2 separate regions of the Homo sapiens genome follow, and region 1 is linked to region 2. Evidence: chromatin contacts called from ENCODE Hi-C or POLR2A ChIA-PET data. All regions are on one chromosome and are shown on one strand. Each heading gives the region's core, a stretch centred on a gene start or an enhancer-like site at or near the end of the contact. The rest is flanking DNA. Distances are from core to core; before and after follow the strand shown. Region 1 holds the start of LRP2 (LDL receptor related protein 2). Region 2 holds the start of BBS5 (Bardet-Biedl syndrome 5).

Region 1 (3,457 bases), core at 28-2,527, 120 kb after region 2:
CCAGGATCCGGAGCCTGGGACTAGCTGCCGCGCTGGTTCAGGGGCTGGAGCTGGAGATGATGGGATGGCCTCAGGCCCGCAAACAGCCCCTTCTCACACAGGGTTCCCACCACCGGGAAATAACTTGCATCAACCCTCCTTTTTTACCCCTCCCTGTGGGCTCTGATGTCACGTACAGGCTGAGGACGTGCGCTGAGGGCGGGTGTAAGGCCACTTGTGCTTTTGGCTTCCGGGCCCCTTGCCAGCCTGTCCAAAGCGGCCCCAAAGAAGGGAGGCTAGGGGTTCCCTGAACCTCTCGTGTTTCTCCTTCTTATAAAAGGGTACCGGAACCATGGAGAAGACGTTCGCTCTTTTTCAATTTTGCTTCAAAATGAGCAGACTTGTAAGAAGCACGATCTGGCCATGACACCTGTAGATGTGGTGCTGAATAATTGCTAAATAAGGATCCAACCTCCCCAACAAAGATCCACCTCCCTCTCTAATTTGTAAAAACACAAAGCACCCCATCTCAGCAGCCTGTATCCTATCAGGGGAAACCAAGATATCCGAAGGAGCCTAGAGAGATCAGGCCAGGAATGAAGGTCACAGATCTCCATCCAGCAGGCTCTTTACTCCTTCCCTTCCCTACCCCCGCCTCTTTCCCTTTCTTTCTCTTTCCTTCATTTTTACTTGTCTGGTTGTGCTTTCCTTTTCCATTTCTTATTTTTTCTTTCTCTTCTCTATTCTTGACTTTCCTCCTCGTCCATTTCTTTCCATTGCTCATTTAGTAAAACTGCGTCCGTGCAGATTTCCCCGTGAGCCGCCTCGCCGGCTTCTGTGCGGGGCAAACCCTGCGGAGAGGCGAGGGCAGCGCGTGTGCACGTGTGAGTGTGCCTGTGAGAGTGTGCGCACAGGAGTGTGCTCTTGTATGCACGCGTAAAGGGGACTGTGTATGTCGGCGTTGAAGTGTGACTGTGGAATGTGCGCGCGTGTGTGACTGGCGTGTATGAGTGAATCTGTGTCAGTTGGTGTGACACTTAGGAGTGCATGCGCCTGTATGAGTGCGTGTGTGAGTGTGCACACGCCTGTGTGAGTGTCCCTGTGTGAGCACGCGTGTGTTCGAGTGCCCACTCCTCCCCGCGCTGCAAAGTGCAGGGGGCGGGCCGGGCGGCAGGGGGCCTGCCCGCTGGATTCCCGCATGCTTGTTCCGGGGCGGTCGGGTCTAAAGGGCTTTATGCACTGTCTGGAGGGTGGGGACTGGCGCGGGTAGAAAACGGGATGCCTCGGGCGTGGGGGCAGGCTTTTGGCCACTAGGAGCTGGCGGAGGTGCAGACCTAAAGGAGCGTTCGCTAGCAGAGGCGCTGCCGGTGCGGTGTGCTACGCGCGCCCACCTCCCGGGGAAGGAACGGCGAGGCCGGGGACCGTCGCGGAGATGGATCGCGGGCCGGCAGCAGTGGCGTGCACGCTGCTCCTGGCTCTCGTCGCCTGCCTAGCGCCGGCCAGTGGCCAAGGTAAGAGCCCAGCCAGAGCCTCTCGTGGAGCCCCCACTTCCCCGGCTGTGGCAGGGTCGGGTCCGCGGGAGGCCGGAGGGGAGAGCGTCCGGGCAGGGGCTAGGGCCGGGCGGCGGCGCGGGAGCTGCTCCCGGTGGGGCGCTCAGGTTGCTTCGCGAAGCCGGAGCGGGAGCGCCCCTCTTCGCTCGCCAGGAACTGAGCGGCAGCAAACTTGAGAAAGCAGCCCCGCCAGTTTCGGTGACAGCGCACCCCACGGAGACCCTGTCTTTGTTCCCACGGGCGTTGGTCCGATGCTCCTGGAAAGCACTTTGCGGGAGAACGAGGTTCTCCGCCGTTTGCAGCCTGCCCTCCCTAGCGGAGTTCTCTGCTGGGCGGCGCGGTCCCGGGCTCTGCTCAGAGCGCAGCTTTCCACCTGCAGCGCCCCTCCCGGGATCCCTTCGCGCGCCCAGGGCCGCGGGCCAGAGCACTCCTCCCACCACCGGCGAAACTTGGTCCCGCGGTGACCCCCAGAGACCGCTCTCACCATACAGATCATTTACGAGCCAAGATAAGGCCGGGAGGTGGGATTGGCCGAGAGAGTGGCTGAGGGACTGGAGTCTTTTCTTGAAGTTTTCCTTTCCAGCTGGGAGCTGGGGGCTTTTGTGTTGATGAATGGGGCCCGTCTGCATGGCCAGAGTTTTGGGGATCGAATGCAGAAAGTTTCTAGTATGAAGTGCTTTAAACTTCTCTCAAGTTGTCCGATAGTTTATGTTTTAACAGAAACAGAGAAGAGGGAAAGAGAGGGAGAAAGAAGCGGAGAGAATAAAACTAGTAAGAAGGGAAGAGGAGAGAGCGTAAGAGAAGCAAATAGGAATAAGGAAAGAAGGAGGGAAGAGAACGACTGGGGCGGGAGAAGAGAGAGAGAGAGGAGAGAGAGGAGAGAGACAGAGAGAGAGAGAGAGAGGGAGAGAGAGAGAGAGAGAGAGAGAGACAGAGAGAGACAGAGAGAGACAGAGAGAGACAGAGAGACAGAGACCCGGCCGAGGATGAATGGGAAGGGCGAGGAGGAGGCTGGAACCGGCGAGCTCTCCCCCTGGCTTTGCGTTGCTAGGTAGCAGCCGGGAGCTGCGTGTGACCGACCACCAGACAGACAGAGGGGACGCTGCTGCCACCGCAGGGACTAATCTGTCTGTGGGGATGGGAGAGTCCCCCCTTTCCCCTCCTGCTCCTTCCCTCCCGTCGGACAACTTAATTGCCCTACAATGAAAATGAAACCCCTATTGTTGTAGGATTAGCCAAAGCAATAAATTGATTTTCCTGGATCACATATTGGGGTTGATGGGTGGGGAATGTGGAAGCCCCCATTTACGGAGGAGTGAGGGGAGGGCTTGTGGATGGGCCGTGGCATGTATTCAAATGGTTAATCTGCTTTCTTTCCTCAATTCTTAGCGTAAGCTCCTTAGAGGGAATCAAGTAAGTAATTATACAGCAACTCCTAGCAGCACCCATTTCAGACTTCCTGGGAAGAAGTTTGGAAACCCTAACAAACCCCACAGGTCTTGCAAAAGTCTTCAGAAAGGCAGGAGAGGCAAGGAGAGATCATTAATAACCTTCCTTTGAACACCCTTTCTCAGTGTTGGTAACGCAGAAAGAGGGTTTATTATTATTGTGCAGAGTTTGCACAATGCTTAGGGTTGTATCTCATGTCCTAAATATAGCTATAGGATTTACTATATGTTCCTGTCAGTGCCTGGCAAAAGGAAATCTTACCTTGATTCATCTATGTCCTTGTACAACCAAAACAGATATTCTTTTTCCTGGGTTGATGATTTAGTCACTAAATAACCAATACCTACTCTTCTTGATAGTTTTTTGCACCCATCCATCTTCCATTCTATGATAATAATATATAATAATAATGTGTATAGTAATAGTAACCTAGCATACACATATATGTGGCAGGCTTTGTTCTAAGCACTTTATACTTA
Region 2 (3,757 bases), core at 242-2,741:
AAAATGTCGCCGGGCGCAGTGGCTCACGCCTGTAATCCCAGCACTTTGGGAGGCCGAGGCGGGCGGATCACCTGAGGTCAGGAGTTCGAGACCAGCCTCAACATGGAGAAACCCCGTCTCTACTAAAAATACAAAATTAGCCAGGCGTGTTGGTGCGTGCCTGTAATCCCAGCTACTCTGGAGGCTGAGGCAGGAGAATTGCTTGAACCTGGGAGGCGGAGGTCGCAGTGAGCCGAGATCGCGTCATTGCACTCCAGCCTGGGCAACAAGAGCGAAACTCTGTCTCAAAAAAAAAAAAAAAAAAAAAAAAAAAAGAATGACAGAAAATGTCATAGAAAGTGCGCAATATGTTACTACAGTCCGTAATTTTACGAATTCCTTTCTCTTTCATCTTCTTAAAGGGTCTAACATGTTAGCATTAGATATCTAGCTATACTTAACCTGAGAAATTTATCAATATTTCATTTTTCCATCTAAGGAGGTGAGGTCCATGATAAGGAACGATTCCATCTAAGGAGGTGAGGTCCATGATAAGGAACGATTCCACCTAAGGAGGGGAGGTCCATGATAAGGAACGATAAGAAGTAGCTAAGAAGCTCCATGCCATTAATCCAGGAATCTTAGCTTTAGCGTTTCTCAACACTTAGTAACCCAACCGGCATTTCCCGCCCTGGATTTTGGAGTAGGAGGTTTCTAACCACTTTTTCTTTACGATACTTTCCAAAAACATGGTTTCTATTTAATGTATGATAATTTCCAAAAACAGGTTGCAAAAGAAGACTCCTTCTTGTTGGTGACTGATATGAATAACTAGATGAAAGCTTACCAAGGACATAAAGTTTGCGCGGTTAGTAATTTTTGACGACTGCCTTACTCCCACCTCCCTTATTTTACAGACATGAGGATTCTAGCTTGAATGATGAAGACATCTGCTCAAGGGCCCACACTGTGGGTCGATATTACACATCTACTTTTAGAACCCTAGTTTCCTGAGTCCCTGACCTACGTTCCTTCCATGAAACTGAAATCCCAAGCTCACGTGGGTGTATACGGGACGCTAAGCCCCGGGTGGCCCCGGTCGTGCTCAGGTTCACATTCCTGATCCGTCCCGCGGGCCAGGATGGGGGAACCGGAGGTCGCATGGGACCAAAACTGTGTAATGCCGATGCGCTCTTGCCGCGGCGCCGGCCTCGAGAGGGCCACAGTGGCCCAACCAGCCTGAGGTCTCTCGAGGCGCGGACGACCGGCGCAAGCCTCCCACCCTCACCAGGGCCGCGAGCTGCGGAGGTGCAGTCTCCGCCCGCGGGTCCCTAACGCGCACGGCGGCGCCCTCTACAGGGTTGAAGATCCCTCGGGAATCTTGGAAACTCACTGCGCGGACAGGTCGAAACGGACATCCCGATCCTCCCAAAGCGCATCCAGCACCGACATGGTGAACAAGGCCCGTGGCAGGATCTCTCCACAGCCGTGCAGGCCTAGCTGCGTCTCTCTGGCTCCAAGGCAACGGGCCGCCTCTGTCACGACGTCTACGGCGGGCGCCGAGACTCAAGCTTCCGCGAGAGTGCGCGCGCGTCGCCCAGCTCTTTCGCGTCGTTAAGCCGATTTGAGATGCGAGGCAGGATTTAGGAGTCTCTGAGAAGCCCAGCTGTGTCCGCCAAGGGGAGCGTGCCTGACCTCTGGGCGACCTTCCTTGCCTCCAAACAGACATCCTTTAGCCATTTTACCCCTCTCCTTATTTCTCTTCACCGTCAAGAGATTCAGGTTATTAGCCGGGCATGGTGGCTTCTGCCTGTAATCCCTGCAGTTTGGGAGGCCGAGGCTGGAGGATCACTTGAGGCCAGGAATTCGAGACTAGCCTGGGCAACATAGCGAAACTTCATCTCTACAAACACAAACAAACAAACAAAACCAACCCAAAATTAGCCAGGGGTGGTGGTGCACGCCTGCAGGCTCAACTACTCGGGAGGCTGAGGCGGGAGGATCTCTTGAACCCAAGAGGTGGAGGCTGCGGGGAGCTATGATCGTGCCTCTGCCCTCCAGCCTAGGTGATAGAGATATAGGATCAACAGGTTCGTATGCCTGCTGTGCAGTAACAAACCCATTACACGAAGACAGCAGAGTTTGCAGCAGGGAAAGAGTTTAATGATTGCAGGGCACCTAGCAAAGAGATGGGAAGAGATCCTCGAATCTATCTTCCCAAGAGTTCTGGGCTGAGGTTTTTAAGAGGATCACAGAGGGCGAGGGGCTGGAAAATTGGGGTCCTTGATTGGTCGGAGTAAGGGAGATGAAATCATCAGGATAGGGAAGCTGCATTCTTTGCTGAATCAGTTTCTCACGGGTTCCTCAGACCAGCTGGCATCAGTGGGATCCTTCAGGCCAGCTGAGGCAGTAGTTTCATTGGTATGCAGGATCTGAAAGACTATCTCAAAGGGAAAACTGAGTATTTCATAATGTTCAAGTTGTTCTCTATAGAGCAATAGAAGGGAACTATAATCTTGTGACAGGGTCTGCATGATTCTAGGACAATAGGCACCAAACAACTCTGAGCAAGCAGGTCAGAGAGGAAGCTGACCTCATGATTAATGCCGAATTGGCTGCAAGCTTGGTTTATTTTTGTCCCCTCCCCCACACTTTCTTCCCTGATTACTTTTATAAATTTTATTGGGATGGTTTTAGAATGAGGAAAAAAGAAATTTAGAGTTAAAGCTTCAAATTCCTTACCTGGGCCTAGCTCAATGTGGCCCTGCCTATGTCTGCAACCTCCAACCACCCTCACTTCTGGCTGCTCTCTTGCCAGACAGGGCTCAGAGACTTTGGAGGGCCCCCTTCCTTTGCCTGGAACACTGTTTCCCCAGACCTCTGCATAGGCCTGCCCTTTGTCACTTAAATCTCTGCTTGGGCTGGGCGCTGTGGCTCAGGCCTGTAATCCCAGCACTTTGGGAGGCCGAGGTGGGCGGATCACCTGAGGTCAGGAGTTCGAGACCAGCCTGGCCAACATGGTGAAACCCCATCTCTACTAAAAACCCCAAATTAGCTGGGCACGGTGGTGGACGCCTGTAATCCCAGCTACTCGGGAGCCTGAGGCAGGAGAATCACTTGAACCCGGGAGGCGGAGGTTGCAGTGAGCCGAGATCACACCATTGCACTCCAGCCTGGGCAACAAGAGCGAAACTCTGGCTCCAAAAAAAAGTCAAATCAAATCAAATCAAATCACATCTCAGCTCACATGTCAACTCCAGCAGTCCCTGATCCTTCTGCCCCACCTGCTGTGAACAACCCGAGGACAGACACCTGATCTATCTAGTTGACTGCTTTGAACAATACCCAGCACAGAGTAGGACCCAGTAAATACTTCTTGAATGAATCAAAGTCCCTTTTCTCAATGCATGACAATTATTTAAATTAGTGGTTCACAAAGACTGATCTGGATCCCTACAGGGGGCCCACAAGGTCAAACTATATTCATAATAATGTGAAGACATCATTTGCCTTTTTAACTCCCATTCACATATAGTGGAGTTTTCCAGAGGCTATATGATTTTGTTGTTGTTGTTGTTGTTGTTGTTGTTGTCTTACAGGGTCTCATTCACCCAGGCTGAAGTACAGTGGCACGATCACAGCTCACTGTAATCTCAAGCTCCTGAGCTTAAGTGATACTCCCGCCTCAGCCTCCCGAGTAGCTGGGACTACGGGCATAGTCCTGGCTAATTTTTTATTTCATTTTATTTTATTTGTAGAGACAGGGTCTCTCTGTGTT

Evidence for each region. Hi-C counts contacts between places; a loop is a spot of excess contacts on that map. ChIA-PET counts read pairs that join two places held with the same protein, here RNA polymerase II (POLR2A). Pooled maps may share reads with other maps.
Region 1: a loop to region 2 is called in a map of naive thymus-derived CD4-positive, alpha-beta T cell, with 5 times the contacts of the local background. The contact joins the promoter of LRP2 here to the promoter of BBS5 in region 2. A Hi-C loop is called at or near these places in 3 of 168 maps with a recorded cell type or tissue (CD4-positive, alpha-beta memory T cell and naive thymus-derived CD4-positive, alpha-beta T cell), 1 of 37 single-sample maps with no recorded cell type and 12 of 50 pooled maps. POLR2A ChIA-PET finds 5 or more read pairs at or near these places in 2 of 52 experiments (H1 and MCF 10A).

What each region holds. Positions count from the first base shown.
Region 1 is chr2:169,360,354-169,363,810 of GRCh38, reverse strand. It overlaps LRP2 (LDL receptor related protein 2), which reads left to right and starts at 1,277. Exons shown (of 79, transcript NM_004525.3): 1 at 1,277-1,490. The coding sequence starts at 1,412. RefSeq lists enhancers at 159-792, 793-1,426.
Region 2 is chr2:169,477,228-169,480,984 of GRCh38, reverse strand. It overlaps BBS5 (Bardet-Biedl syndrome 5), which reads right to left and starts at 1,491. Exons shown (of 12, transcript NM_152384.3): 1 at 1,373-1,491. The coding sequence starts at 1,431. RefSeq lists enhancers at 1,218-1,557, 1,568-1,677.